Regions from separate parts of the Homo sapiens genome. Here region 2 is linked to region 1. A link is a contact called in ENCODE Hi-C or POLR2A ChIA-PET data. All regions are on one chromosome and are shown on one strand. Each heading gives the region's core, a stretch centred on a gene start or an enhancer-like site at or near the end of the contact. The rest is flanking DNA. Distances are from core to core; before and after follow the strand shown. Region 1 overlaps RAP2C-AS1 (RAP2C antisense RNA 1). Region 2 overlaps RAP2C-AS1 (RAP2C antisense RNA 1).

Region 1 (7,939 bases), core at 2,467-4,966:
TCTAATAATCTGGTCAAAAAATAGGCAAAATATTTTAATAGAAATTTCTCCAAAGAAGATATACAAATGGGAAACAGGCATATGAAAAGGTACTCTATTGCTCAACATCACTGATCATCAGAGAAATGCAAATCAAAACTATACTGAGATATCATTTCACCAGAGTTAAAATGGCTTTTATCCAAAAGACAGGCAATAACAAATGCTGACAAGGATGTGGAGAAAAGGGAACCCTTGTACACTGTTGGTGGGAATGCAAATTAGTAAAACCAGTATGGAGAACAGTTTAGAGGTTCTTCATAAAACTAAAAATTGAGCGACCATACGATCTGGCAATCTCACTGCTTTTGGGTATATACCCAAAAGAAAGGAAATCAGTATATCAAAGAGATATCTGCACTCCTCTGTTGCTGCACTCTTTACGATAGCTAAGATTTGGAAGCAACCTAAGTGTCCTTCAACAGATGAATGGATAAAGAAAATGTGGTACATATGCACAATAAAGTACTATTTAGCCATAAAAAAAGAATGAGATCCAATAGTTTGCAACAACATGGATGAAACTGAAGATCATTAAGTGAAGTGAAATTATCCAGGCACAGGAAGACAAACATTGCATGTTCTCATTTATTTGTGGGATCTAAAAATCAAAACAATGGAACTCATGTACATAAAGAGCAGGATGGTTACCAGAGGCTGGGAAGGGTAGTGGGAGACTGGGGGCAAGGTGGGGATAGTTAATGCATACAAAATAAATAGAAAGAATGGATAAGACTTAATATTGATAGCACGATAGGATGATTATAGTCAATAATAACTTAATTGTATCTTTTAAAGTAACTTAAAGAATGTAATTGGATTGTTTGTAACTCAAAGGATAAATGCTTGAGGGGATGGATTAAAAAATTGTAAAAATGTTTATAACAGCATTATTCATAAGAGCCAAAAAGTATAAACAACCAAATTTCCATCAGCTGATAAAATGGATAAATGAAATGTTGTACATCCATACAATGGAATATCATTTGGGCATGAAAAGGGATAGAGTACTGATACATACTACAACATGGATGAACCTTGAAAACATGCTAAATGAAAGAAGCCAGTCACAAAAGATCACACATTGTTTGATGCCATTCATATGAAATGTCCATAATTGGCAAATATATAAATGTATAAATAGATTAGTAGTTGCCAGTGGCTGGAAGGTAATGGGTATGGGGGGTGGATGGTAATTAGTACAGATAGTTTCCAACTTATGATGGTTTGACTTATTATTTTTCAACTTCACAACAGTGCAATAGAGATTCACATTCAATAGACACCATTCTTTGAGCACCAATACGACCACTCTGTTTTTTACTTTCAGTATCGTGTTCAATAAATTACATGCAATATTCAATACTTTATTATAAAATAGGCATGGTATTAGATAATTTTGCCCAGCTGTAGGCTAATGTGAGTATTCTGAACATGTTTAAGGTTGGCTAGGCTAAGCTATGATGTTCAGTAGGTTAGGTATATTAAACGCATTTTCAACTTATGAAATTTTCAACTTATAGTGGGTTGAGGATGTAACCCTATCGTAAGTTGAGGAGTGACTGTATAAGGCTTATTTTTGGAGTGATGACAATGTTCTGGAATTAGACAGTGGTGATAATGGCAGAACTTTGTGAGTATACTTAAAACCATGAATTGTATACTTTATGTGAATTGTATGGAATGTGGATTATACTTCAGTAAAGCTGTTAGTACAAAAGAAGAAGAAAAGAAAAAACTTCCATAGCTTTCTGTTGCCCTTAGCATTAAGTACAAGGTTAGTTGCCCGGAACACCAGAGCTTTACTCCTACATAAATGTCCAATCCCTGGCATGCACCATGTCATATGTAGCCATACTAGATTGACTTGTCTCCATTATTCCAATAAGCTGTGTATGAGTACACAACTGTGCCTCTGCTCCTGCTGTTACCTCACTCTGGCATGTTTCATTTGCCTTGTTTACTTGGTGAACTACTACTTACTTCTCAGGAAGCAGCTGAAATCCTCTCCACTCTCCCAGGCCATGAAGCGTTACTCACTTTTTCTCTCTGCTACAACTGTTCTCAAAACATACCTCTACCATTATTCTTCTTACACTGTATGGCAATTGTTTGTGTTCAACTGCTTGTCTGTCTCCTTAACTAGATGATGAGTACATTGTGGGCAAGAACTATGTCAGATTTACTTATTTCTTCCCAGCCTCTAGCACAAGGCCTGATACACTAAAGTACCTATTTGTTGATTGAATAAATAAATATAAGTAGATTATCAGTTATTCATACCATGTTGCCTCTCCACTTTGTCAAAGAGATATCCAGTGCTCCATGAGCTGGCAACAAGGTTTGAACACATGGAAGGGTAGAACAAGCTTATTTGGGAGCAGGGAGAGGGTAAGCCTGTCCAGGACACTGCAATGCAGAATGCTGGATGACCAGAAGGCCAACAAAGGCATGTGGCTGGGAGAGAGGATGTGGGGTCACTGTGCTTCAGACAAGCGGCAGGCATTGAAGAAAAGACCAGTAAGTACTCTTCTAATTCAGAGGGGATGGCCAGTCAGTCAGGATAGGGCAGTACAGAACAGGGAGGGCCAAACTGTCTTGGCTTAAAAGGCAAAGTAAGGCCTTAGAGTAGTTCTTGAGTCACTGCCTATCATGGACGTCTCCTGAAGGATGTGATATCTGAGAGTTTGGCTCTCTTGACATGGCCACAGAGACTCCTTCTGTGCAAGTTAGAGTGGTCAGACAAATACCCCTGTCTTTTAAACCTTCCTGGCTTTCTAATTTCACAGGGAGCCCTACCATGTTTCCTTATGGTCCAGACCAACAATTTTGAACCTGCATAGCCTTCAGTCAGTAAGACCAGTTGACCCTAGCCCAGTCTAGTAGTTTGACCGGTTGCATGAAACTTTGAATAAAATGTGGCCCATACGAAATGAAGTTGAAATGCCAGAATTGTCTTGGTATACTGTAGAAGAAATTCTGCCTCAAGTCTGTAACATAGAAATCTTGCCTGAGTTTCTAGCCTGCTGGCCTGCCCTAGAATTTCTAACTCAAAATCGTGATTTCAACTCTTGCCTGAGTTTGCAGCTCCTGGTCTGCCCTACAAATTTTGAATTTGCCAATTCCCAAAATCATATGAGCCAACTCTAAATCAATCTCTCTCCTTCTCTTTCTCCCTTCCCTCCCCCACTTTATATATATCCTATTGATTCTGTTTCTCTAGAGAACCCTAACTGATACACCCAGCAAATGGAGAGACAGTTTAAGAGAAAATGTGAAATGCGTCTATTTCACAATCTCGTCTAGGGACAACTTTCTCAGGGGAAGAATAGCTTCCATCAGTGGCCTGTTCATCATCTTTCAGTTTCTAATTCAAAACAGTTATTTCTTTGGCCAGCAAAGCTCAATTCAACAATAGACATTTCTGATTAAATGCAGTCAGAGGCCTGTGACACGGAGGTTGCCAGCAAGCCCTTATTTTTCTGTTACTTCAGTGGCAGAAAGACAGTTTTATTTTTCTTTCCCAGTGTCAGACAGAAGCTAGTCTGAAACCACTCCTGTCTCACTCTGGGTGTGGTTCTGATTAGAAGCCAAGGAGCTCAAATGAGAGGAGTTTTTAGGAGCAGTGATTTAGCAGCAAATATATGCCTGAGGCAAAAGCAGCAGGTTCTGCCACTTCTAGTTTTAGCTGCTTTGCCTGAACTTGAGGGTTTTTCCAATTATCAAGTTTCTCTGCAGTGTACTGTAAAGAAGCGAGATAATATGTTTTACAGGACCTATCAGCATCTACAGACAAGGTGGGCGCTGAACACCATGCACAGCTGTGTTAATAATTAAGGGAGCCCTAGGGAAGAAGAGAAGGTTATTCTTGTTCGAATGATGTGAGGAAAGAGAAAGTGCAGAGGGAAAAAAGTCATTTCAATGGGATCTTTACCTCTCTTCTAAAACCTAGGAAAGCATTGCTTAGTTGTTTGCCTATTTAGATCAAAACATAAAAACATTTTGTACAAGACACTTAAAACTGTGATTAATTCAAATTGCTCAAGTGTTCCCTTCCTCTGTATTCATAGTCATGATCCTCTGCCAGCGCCAGATGTTTCTAGGAGTGGTTAGCTCAAAAGCTCACTTGACATCATTCCGTGGCATTCTTGCACTGATGTTTAACAGAGGACACGAGGCTTGACTCACACCTTGGCCAGAGACTACATAAATTATGGCAAGCTGTAAGGAATCATAACCTCCCTTTCTGATTGGGGCCAGCTTTGTGCATCCACAGCTTTCTCATAGGAGAAAGGGTTCCCTTGACCAAGACAGGGATCCTTCCATGTTTTTGAAGAAGGGGAAGGTTCCAAACTAAGAGCAGGAAGGAAATTGGGCTGGTGATTCAAAAGCAGAGAAACACACACTGTGCGGCTGATATGAAAGTTGATACCATGTCTGAGAGCACAGAATTACAAGATGTGGTGTTTATCCTCTTTTACGGATGCTCTTACCTTGTGTAATAAAACAGTGCACTGCTTCTTAAATTTTAATGTGCATGTGGATCACCTGGGGATCTTGTTAAAATGCAGATTCTGATTTGCTAAATCTGGTAGGCTCAAGATTGTAAATTACTACCAAGCCCCCAGGTGATATCTAAGCAGCTGGTCCTTAGAAAACACTTTGTGTACAAAGTTATAAAACTTATGGTAGGCCTCCAAACAGGTCCCTAACCTCTAGTGTTGCCCAAGTCCTGTCAGTCATACAGAAATGACCAAGCTCTTCTCCCTTGTGGTTTGCAGTCTAGTAGAGAATGAGCCTTGCGTGCACATAATAGGATCGATGCCACAGGGAGGTAGAAAGGGCTGGGATGTTCAGAGGGAGCAGGGGTCATTTTCAGCTGCCAGGGGGAATTGCAAAAGCTTCAGAGAGGACATTACTTTTAAGGAGGATCATGAAGGAGAGATGGGACTTAGGCAGAAATGCAGTGAGGGCTTGCCAGGAGGATGGATCACCAGAAGTAAAGGCACAAAGGCTAGAAAACGTGAAGCACTGGCAGGAAATAGCATGCAATTCTATTTGACTAGAATCTGGAGTTTCTTCTAAGCAGAAAACAAGATGGACAAATAAGGTTGGTCAGGTAGTTTAGGACCAGATTACAGAACACCTTAATGTCATGTCATACAAAAGCCTTCAGACTTCATTTGGTAGGTGAGGGCAAGAACTGACTTTTCTTTAAGCTCCAAAGTGATTTGATTGGGGCTGTACCTTAGATTCTAGGCCTAGAGATCGCTCTGCTGAGAGTGGATAAAATAGGTCAGGAGGGAAGACCCTGAAGGAAGGCAGACCAATTAGGAGGTCATTGTTTAGTCGGCCATTTAGAAAATATTTATTTATTTATTTTTGAGAAAGAGTCTCACTCTGTGGCCCAGGCTGGAGTGCAGTGGTGTGATCTTGGCTCACTGCAACCTCTCCCTTCTGGGTTCAAGTGATTCTCCAGCCTCGGCCTCCCCAGTAGCTGGGATTACAGGGGCCCACCACCACGCCCAGCTAAATTTTGTATTTTTAGTAGAGATGGGGTTTCACTGTGTTGGCCAGGCTAGTCTTGAACTCCTGACCTCAGGTGATCCACTCACCTCAGCCTCCCAAAGTGCTGGGATTACAGGCATGAGCCACTGTGCCTGGCCTAGAAAATATTTATTGATCTCCTATTCCGTTTCCACCACAGTGCTAACAACTTGAGCAGGGAATTAATACATGCCTGTCCTGACCCCTTGTGGTACTTACAGTCTGAGGAGTGCTACAAAGAAGTCCGGGGTACTAGGAGAGCATGAAACAGAGACCTAAAAGTCTGGGGGGTGGTCAGAGAAAATTGTTCTGAGCTGGTGACACTTTTATCCAGATCTGAAGAATGAGGAGGATTTAGCCAGATGAAGAGGAAAGTGAAAGGAAACTGTAGAGGGAAAGCTCCCCACAAAGGCCCAGAGACTAGAGAGCCTGGCATGTGCTAAGACAGAAAAAACTAGAGCATGGTTGAGGTGGGGAGAAGCAAGGGAGGAAAGTGGGGAGACCCAAGGGAAAAGAGACATAACTGTTGGCAGGGGTCATATTTGAGCAGGACTTTTGTAGGCTAGGTAACAGTTTTGCACTTTACCTTAAGGGCAATGAGAAGACATTCGGGATTTTAAGCACAGGAGTGACTTGAGATATAGGTATCAGAACAACCCTTCTGTGTCTTTGCTCTGTGGAGGATAGATGGGGGCAGGGAGCAAGATTTGATGCAAGAAAGCAAGTTATGAAGTGTCTGAGTGAGGCCGGGCGCAGTGGCTCACGCCCGTAATCCCAGCAATTTGGGAGTCCGAGGTGGGCAGATAGCTTGAGGCCAGGAGTTCGAGACCAGCCTGGCTAACATGGTGAAACCCCCCTCTTTACTAAAAATACAAAAATTATCTGGGCATGGTGATGTACACCTGTAGCCCTAGCTACTCTGGAGACTGAGGCACGAGAATTGCTTGAACCTAGGAGGCAGAGATTGCAGTGAGCTGAGATCGTGCCACTGCACTCCAGCCTGGGCTACAAAAAAAAAAAAAATGTTTTAGTGGAACAGACGAGGTGATAGGTGTTTGGTCTGAGTGGAAGTGAGGATGGAAACAGGTAAGCAGACACAAGCGAAAATAAGGGAGTAAAATCAGCAAGAACTGAAGAATGTGAGGAAGAATGGAGACGGAGAAGGCAAGAATGATTCCTGAATTCATAGTTTGAGGACTGGATGGATAATGGTACCAGCCACTGATGTAATGAACATAGGAGGAGGTGGAGATTCTGAAAGGAGTAAGGAAGAGGAGTTCAGCTGAAGGTCCTGTGGAACATTCTGGGGGAGATAAATAGGAAGATGTATACACCACTTGAGTTCAGGAGGGAGGTCTGGGCTAGGGATATGAATTTGGGAGTCAAAGATACAGATGGTGGCTGAAGCCCTGCAGTCTCATTCTGATCCCAGTGCATTCCTCCCAGCCCCCAAAGTCCTTCAGGGACAGACGTTGCAATGAACAGGCTGATACAGAAGCCCAGATTCTCCCATGACTGAGGAAAAGGAGGTAAATCACAAATAGAAATTTTGAGAATGTCAGAAAAATTATGGCGTCTTTAGAGTTGGTATGCAGCCCATCAAGGTGAGGAACAGTTCTCATTTAATGTGTGAAATCTGACAGGTAAGTTACCAAAAAAAAAAAAATTAAGACTTTGCAGGCAAATTGTACATCAAACAGCTTGAGTCTTGGGTCGGTTCTCCCTGCTCAGTTACCCAACATGTTTTTTATATATCATATTCTATATATATATATACACACACACTCAGAGTGTGTCAGCTAATTCCAGTATTAGCCTAAAGAAAACCATAATTAGGAACACCTGCTGCTGCTGGAAAAATAAACTATAATACATTCGCAAAACAAATACAAATGACCTTCGCCCCAGCGTTTTAGATTATTTGCACCACTTTGCCCTTTCGGTAACCTAGATAATTGAGTTGGCTGTATTTATAAAAATAAAGATGTGCATTCTAAATAAAACAATGCAAGGAAGGTCACTATATAAAAGTGGTCTTCTTGGATAATATGCCTACCAGCTATCTCCAGAATATTATTCGAAATTATTATAGCCATAAATTAATGTTTTCACAGGACCTGTTGAAGCAGAACTCTTGTCAAGGAAACAAAAATAAGTAAATAAAGCCAGCAGCAATACATCTTCTAACTTTGCAGCAGAATGATGCTTGTGGAAAAATATGCAATCTGAACTCAGTCTGATGCAAACCTCAGGATGACATCATGTATTCATATGTGAGAATTTTTGAGTGAAACCAAGACTTCTAAGGGTTTATGATGGTGGTGGGTGGATATGGTTCCCTAGAAAGGCAATA
Region 2 (7,939 bases), core at 3,060-5,559, 34 kb after region 1:
CAATATGAGATTTGGGTTGGGACACAGAACCAAACCATATCATTCAGACTTGAAGCTATTACATAAAACAAAAGGAATTCAGATTGAAGGATGGTTATAGGCCTGAATCTGGGCAAAGTTGTAAAGAAATCAACAAGTGCCTCATATTTTCCGTTGCACTTCTCTTCCCTCAGCCTACTTCAATAGTGCCAACGGAAACCACTTACAGTTGCCCTCACTCCCAGGCTCTTTGCACCTTTGTGTTTGTATTCATGCCCTTCGCTCTGCCAGAGATATCCATGGCTCCTTGCCTCTTGCCTGCTTCAGGGAGTCCTCCCTCTCCTTCAAGACTGAACACAACCTTCTCCATGAAGTTTCCCAGATCCTTGCTCACTCCACCATCAGCTAGAACTAACCACTGCTTATCTTATGCTATCCCCCACTGCACCTGTAAATTTTTATCATTATTGTGCATGTTTGTTTCTCCTTACTAAACCATAAGTTCATTGAGAGCAAGGACATGCATTTTTAACTTTATCTCCAGCTCCTAGGACAGGGACCAGCTCATAGTAGTTGCTCAATAAATGTTTGTCAAGTGAAAATGATTTAATTAAGTACTGGGAATAAAGCAAATGGGATGCTAAAGCTGCATGCCTAAAAAGATCATTTTTATAGTTGTAATCATTTTATTGATCAATTCCAGTAACCACCTACTTATTTTCAGAAATGTAGTAACTGTAATATTTTCAGAGATGTTACCTCTATTTTGGCACTTAGGATTTTCTACCTCACATTTCTCATTTTTATACATTTTATTCTTGCTGTAGCAGGCTACTAGTTTCTTGAAGGCAGATGAATATTTCCCTTTGTGCATTATACACGGTAGGCACTCAATAAACATTTGTTGAGTTAATTAAGTCTTTACCTGTGTGTAGATCTCTACAACTGGCAAAGCTCTTCACAGTACCCCAAGGGAGTAAGTAAAGCAAGTATCATTCTCTCTGTCCCTCGTCATGTTTTAGTCAAAGAAACTGATTATCATAATGTGACAGAGCCTGGCTCACCTTCAAACTCTGGGCAAGAATCAGGGCTGAAAGCCTGATTCATTTTATAAAAATAAATTTTCATTGATTTAATAAATAGATGAACAATAACACTTTCACATTTGTCAGTTATCTACAAAGGGTTCCCCTCTTTTGTTATGTGGTTGGTTTGTTTTATTGAGCTTCAAGTGTGTTTTACCTATATTGTATATTCGTCTTAGCTCCTGAAAAAAAAATATTTTAACTAGTCTCTAGGCTTCTAAATCTTTTTTACAACCAAGAAAAGAATAACTATCTAATATCTATATAATAATAAAATAATAACTATCTAACCCTAGGTAATTTATGTAATCATTCCGAACCTGTGTTCTTGTCTTTCACATGGGGATAGAAATGTCTACCTTACTGCCCTTCAGATAATTGGTAGATGGTCTGAATGCAATACCATATTTGAATGAACACAGAAGAAGTAAAATGTGTGGTACAAAAATGCACAGTATCATTTTTTTCACATTGATTATGTGATTGACTAACCAGTAAGTCAATGTCTATGTATTCTGATGTAATTTGATCTACATTCTGGGATGGCTCCAGAGAAAGATTACTTTCTCCTGGTAGCTATAGAAAACAGAAAGAAGCCATATATTACAAAAGTCCAGGCTCTGAAAAATTTCCTTTTGACAAGCAAGCACAGCAGCTGTTACTACTTACCGTCTAAGACATTCAATGAAGTGGTTCATATCAATGGACCGAATGGGGACATTGCTCCAAAAAGGCACCCTTGCACAGAGAAGCTCATCAGTCTAAACAAAGATAACAAGGGGAAGGAGTAAAATATTGCACTCCAGCCTGGGCAACAAGAGCGAAACTACGTCAAAAACAAAACAAAACAAAAACAAACAAAAAACTCCAGAGCCAATTATGAGGACCTCAAGAAAACCAATCTCATTTCTTAATAATCATACTTCATTTTTAACTCAAAATTTATGGACCAGGTCTATCACTCTTTTTTTTTTTTTTTTCCTGAGGCAGAGTCTCACTTTGTCACCCAGGCTGGAATGCAGTAGCACAGTCTCGGCTCACTGCAACCTCTACCTCCCAGGTTCAAATGATTCTCCTGCCTCAGCCTCCCAATTAGCTGGGACTACAGGTGCATACTATCACGCCTGGCTAATTTTTGTATTTTTTGTGGAGATGGGGTTTTGCCACTTTGGCCAGGCTGGTCTCAAACTCCTGGCCTCAAGCAATCCACCTGCCTCAGCCTCCCAAAGTGCTGGGATTACAGGTGTGAGCCACTGCACCCAGTCTATCACTCATCATATTCACTTCATTTGGCTCTAAGTGATGTTTGGTTTACTTGGTTGGCTATTCCCAACCAAGTAAATTTGAATATGCGCCACAGGTTATGTAGGCAGTTTCCAAGTGTCTTTGAATAATTGTTCAATTACTTCAAAGAGATGATACACATGCTTAAGTTCTGGTATATTGGTTTTAAACCAATGTGCTATGGTTTGAATGTTTTTGTTCCCTCCAATATGCATGTTGAAACTTAATCCCTAATGCAACACTGCTGGGAGGTGTGGCCTAATGGGAGGTGTTTAGTGCTGCTATAAAAAGGGTTCGTGTAGTGGGTTTGCTCTTTTTTTGCTCTTCTGCTATGTGAGGAAGCATGATAGGCCCTCACCAGACACGAGATGTTAGCACCTGATCTTGAACTTCCCAGCCTCCAGAAGTGTGAGAAATACATTTCTGTTTGTTATAAATTACCCAGTCTGTGGCATTTTGTTATAGCAGCACAAAACAGATAAGAGACAATGTTATCACTAATTTTCAGCTGTGTATAGATAGATCGTTGGAGCAAAATAAATGGAATTGAAGCTAAGACAAATATTGTAGCCTTGCTTCATTGTTAGAATTGTGTAACTGTCCACTTATGTGCTCTGTCTCTGCCTCAGTTCTTGGGGCCTTCTTGAGTCCTGGGAGCAAATATTTGCAGAATATCTATGGAATATTCAACTCCTTACTTTGATTTTTAAGAACTCGAGGCCAGGGCCAGGCACAGTGGCTCACGCCTGTAATCCCAGCACTTTGGGAGGCCGAGCCAGGTGGATCATTTGAGGTCAGGAGTTCGAGACCAGCCTGGCTAACATGGTGAAAACCCACCTCTACGAAAAATACAAAAATTAGCTGAGCAAGGTGGTACACACCTGTAATCCCAGCTACTCGGGAGGCTGAGGCAGAATTACTTGAACCCGGGAAGCAGAGGTTGCAGTGAGCCAAGATCTGGCCACTGCACTCCAGCCTGGCAACAGAGTGAGACTCTGTCTCAAAAAAAAAAAAAAAAAGAGAGAGAGAACTTGAGGCTAGGCACAGTGGCTCACACCTGTAATCTCAACACTTTGGGAGGCAAAGGTGGGAAGATCACTTGAGCCCAGGAGCTCAAGACCAGCCTGGACAACATGGCAAAACCCTGTCTCTACAAAAAATACAAAGATTAGCCATGTCTGCTGGTGTGCACCTGTAGTTCCAGCTACTCAGGAGGCTGAGGCAGGAGGATTGCTTGAGCCCAGGAGGTTGAGGCTGCAGTGAGCCATGATTGTGCTACTGCACTCCAGCCTGGGTGACACAGTGACAGAGTGTGACACAATGACAGATAAATTTTTAATATTTCTATTAAAAATATACAGCCTCCAAAAAAAGAACTTTAAGAGTGTCTTATACAATTTTGGCTCTCACAAAGCACCTAATGCCTCACACCTAGTAGAATCATAGGATTCATAGGCTGCTAGATCTAGAAAGAGCCTTGGGAGGGGAAAACTCAGAAAGAGGAAGTGATGAGTCTTGATTACACAGGGAGTTGGTGTTGTAGGAGGCTTCCAAACTCAGAACTTCATACTTCTCAGTCCACTGCTGTTGTCAGCATACCACATTTGAATAAATAAACTAAGATCTCTCAATTGCTTATTTGCATAGACATTCGGTGTGAGTTGGCAGTCTTGTTTTTGTAACTCCCCTGGCCTCTGGTTTACTGCTGCAAATACATTACAATTGGTATAATGTTCCCAGTCCAAGCCTCTGCCACTCATTTCCTGGCATGATACTGCATACATACTTTTCTTGATATGTAGGCAAAAGCCAGCAGAATCTCCTATTGTAATCCCCAGGAGTCAGTGTCAAATACTTAAAATAAATAAATAAATACATTCACCGTATTAGTCATAATAACACACCCTTAATTTCACTTCATTCAAACAATAATGTTAGCAGAAATTAATGACATCTTTTGGATCAACATAAGCAGAGATAAGCCCAAACAAATAATCTAGTTAGTTTACCTCTAACCCATAGGGGGTAGTAAGTAAACATTGTCCAATTGGCAGTAACACTCAAAATATGACGTTGGGTTCAACCACAGTGTTGGTTTAAATTATAATATATTGTAATTATCTTAGGTAAAATTCCACCCAGAAGAACCAAATTTTAATATTTAATAAAATGCTACCACAAAGTACAAATTAGCTAGTTATTTGGGGTCACTTTTCAATTCATAAAAAATACCATGAGTTCTAGTTGACATTTTTTTTCTTTTTTTTTTTTTTTTTTTTTTTGAGAAGGAGTCTTGCTCTGTCGCCCAGGCTGGAGTGCAGTGGCGCGATCTCGGCTCACTGCAAGCTCCGCCTCCTGGGTTCACGCCATTCTCCTGCCTTAGTCTCTCTAGTAGCTGGGACTACAGGCACCCGCCACCACGCCCGGCTACTTTGTTTGTATTTTTTTTTTTTTTTTTTTTTTAGTAGAGACGGGGTTTCACCTTGTTAGCCAGGATGGTCTTGATCTCCTGACCTCGTGATCCGCCCGCCTCGGCCTCCCAAAGTGCTGGGATTACAGGCATGAGCCACTGCGCCCGGCCCCCTAGTTGACATTTCTAAATGACGCAAATATCTATTGCCACAAATCTTTACCATCCCTTGTGTCCTAATTCGTGGAAATATGCTGTGGTTTAGCAAAACATAGCCTTTGGAGACTGTCAGTTCCCATAGTATCTCAGGTAGTGACTCTGAATTGGATTATCTCCCTTTAGATAATAAATCCAAAAGTCTCTTGTTTTTCTGAATTCTCTACATAGCGTATCCTCTGTATTTATCTCTCTTACCTCCTCACTTATCACTGATCCTGAAAGGAATTCAAAATATTCAAAATAGCTCACAAAACCCAACCCAACCTACAGCCTCAAAGAGAAATGTCGGAGTCTAGGATGCAAACTCTACAATCAGACCCACTTCTATAATGTAAACAAATGACACTGTCTTGCACATGATAGGAAGTAGACCCAGAGAATCCATCATTTGAGGAAAGACATGGAGACATAAATCTCCTCTGGAATCATTAACATTTTAAAATGAACTTGTAGATATTAATATGTTGCTGTTAATGACATGAAAGGGTTTCGTGCCAGGTATTTAAGTGAAAGCAGAGTACAAAATAGTATGTACATTGTAATTATATGTAATTATATATACATACACATATAATTACAACGTACATGTACGCACATATATGTAATGTACACACCCTTGATATGGTGTGATGGGAATGGCATTTTACTGATGAGAATTGGACTTTACTTCTATAGTCTTTCTCCTCAAACTCCATAACTTCTGTCAAATTACAAAAAACATCAGACAAATCCAAATGAGAAACATTCTACAAATATCTAACCAATACTGTCAACGTCATCAAAAACAAGGAAAATCAAAGAAAGTGTCACAGCCAAGAACAACCTAAGGAGGTATGACGACTGTGGTATCCTGGATGGGATCTCTGAACAGAGAAAAAGCATTAGGTAAAAACTAAGGAAATTCAAACACAGTATGGGCTTCAGTTAATAATAATGAATCAATATTGGTTCACTAATTAAAACGAATGTACCATGCTAACATAAGATGTTAATAATAGGAGAAACTAGGTGTGTGTTATATTGGAACTCTATACTATCTTCACAATTTTTCTGTAAATCTAAATCATTTCTATCAAAAAATATACAACTATGGTTACTTCTGGGTGGTAGAATTTTAGGTGAACTTTATGTTCTTCCTCTTGCCAGTCCATAGTTTTTGACAATTAGCATGTACTGCTTTTGCAAAATGAAAAAATTAAAATTTGTTTGTAAACATATGTGAATTTATATTTTATTCTTCACAATAACATCAATATGAATTTAAAGCATTGCACATATATACCAGATCTATTTATTGTGTACAGACAATTCAATGTAGGGATTTACAAGCCTCTAAGAGATCCACAGCCCCACTTTTAGAAATTTCGACCTTAACTTTAGATGAATCTGGAATCCTGTTCATAGTTCAGTCTTTCCTGATCACACTGAAAGGAGGCTGAACTTTCTAGGTTGTCTGAAAACTTACTGAAATCCCCTTTTGTACTCTCTACTATCGTTTCCTAAATTGCATGCATTCTCATTTGATGTCATTAACTAATGAGGATTAGGAGGAGCACAGGGCAAGAGACAGGGAAAAAGATTTATAATCTATCTGTAAATTATGTATAGTTGAACCTAATTCACACTCTTTCCTTATCTTAATATGAAACACTTATCTTTTCTGATACACAAATATGTGTCCAGAAATAACTTACTTTTCAAGCAAAATGTATTTTATTTGTACATACTTCATTTTAGCTGGCAAATTCACGTAAAAGATGGAGAGGGAGGAAATCAATAGCTTACTTCCTGTAATGTGCCTGGTCCACTGTAGTTGCTTGATGGTTACAAGTTTCTTTCCTTCTCTTCCTCTTTGCTACTTGTATTATCAAACATTTTGTCTTTTGCCAATCTGATAGGTGAAAAACAGTATTTCAGTGTGGCTTTAATTTACACCTTTCTTATTACGGAGTGAGACTGAGTACCTTTTCATGAGTTTAGGGCTCTTTATGTTTTTTTTTCAGCCAGAGATTTTACAATGAACCATGGATGATTTAGAAGGGTGGAATATGGAAAACTGAGATTTAGCTTTTTAAGGAAGTTCTTGGCAACTTGTGGATGAGGGAGAGAGGTCATCATATTATACAAGTGTGGAGAAAGGCAAAGGGAGAGATCAGTAATAAGAATAAGAGGGGACACTGATGAGAAAATAGGAATATTTACTCTGAGTAGCAAATGTAGTTCAATAGTGGATATAGATGCATCAGGCTAAGGGAGCTTGATAACAGTCACTAATTTCAGTTAATTTCCAAAAACATTCATTAAGCATCTTGTGTCATTAAGACCAAAGTTTCTTTCCTCAAGTTTCTCACAGTCTAGGAGGAAAATAGACATAATAAAGAGGAAATAATACAGTCTGTAAAATGATATGATGAGGGAATGAAGAGGGGTATTGAATATTATTTCAGAAAGATTTTTGGGGTGGGGGTGGGGGTAGGAGGAGTGTAAAAGAAAGCTTTGTGAAATAGATGGTGTGTGAATTGGATCTCAGAGGAAGAATATATATTAGCCAGGCAAAAAAGGGAACATTACTACAGACCTTGCAGGAATAAGAAGGATTATAAAGGTGTACTATGAACAGTTGTCTACCAATAAAATAAATAACCTAGATTAAATGGACAAATTTCTAGAAAGACAAAAACTACCAAAATTTACTCAAGAAAAATTAGGCAATCTGAAGAGACCTATAACAAGTAAGAGATTGATGTAGTTAAAAAAAAAATAAAAAGGCAAAACTACCCACAAAGAAAAACCTAGGCCCAGATAGCCTCACTGGTGAATTCTACCAAACATGTGATGATCAATTAATAATAGTTCATCACATACTCTTCCAAATTAAAAAGGAGGAAGGAACATCTCCCAACTGATTCTATGGGACCAATATTATCCTGAGAGAAAAAACAGACAAAAACATCACAACTAA

Evidence for each region. A loop is a pair of places that touch in the nucleus more often than their neighbours do. ChIA-PET counts read pairs that join two places held with the same protein, here RNA polymerase II (POLR2A). Pooled maps may share reads with other maps.
Region 2: a map of PC-3 shows a loop between it and region 1 (2.5-fold over the local background). The contact joins two enhancer-like sites. A Hi-C loop is called at or near these places in 6 of 168 maps with a recorded cell type or tissue (B cell, CD4-positive, alpha-beta T cell, MCF 10A and 3 more) and 3 of 50 pooled maps. POLR2A ChIA-PET finds 5 or more read pairs at or near these places in 3 of 52 experiments (MCF 10A, Panc1 and activated CD4-positive, alpha-beta T cell).

Annotation. Positions count from the first base shown.
Region 1 is chrX:132,267,133-132,275,071 of GRCh38, reverse strand. All of the region lies in intron 2 of RAP2C-AS1 (RAP2C antisense RNA 1), which reads right to left. Among named protein-coding and RNA genes, the nearest start is that of RAP2C, 52 kb to the right of the region's middle. Within about 2 kb of position 3,716, at least 4 of the 41 ENCODE cell types and tissues checked have a DNase peak (open chromatin) inside an H3K27ac peak, as active enhancers do; they include PC-3, where a contact is called at or near this core.
Region 2 is chrX:132,233,506-132,241,444 of GRCh38, reverse strand. It overlaps RAP2C-AS1 (RAP2C antisense RNA 1), which reads right to left. Exons shown (of 3, transcript NR_110410.1): 2 at 1,734-1,825. Among named protein-coding and RNA genes, the nearest start is that of RAP2C, 18 kb to the right of the region's middle. RefSeq lists a silencer at 3,950-4,244. Within about 2 kb of position 4,309, at least 2 of the 41 ENCODE cell types and tissues checked have a DNase peak (open chromatin) inside an H3K27ac peak, as active enhancers do; they include PC-3, where a contact is called at or near this core.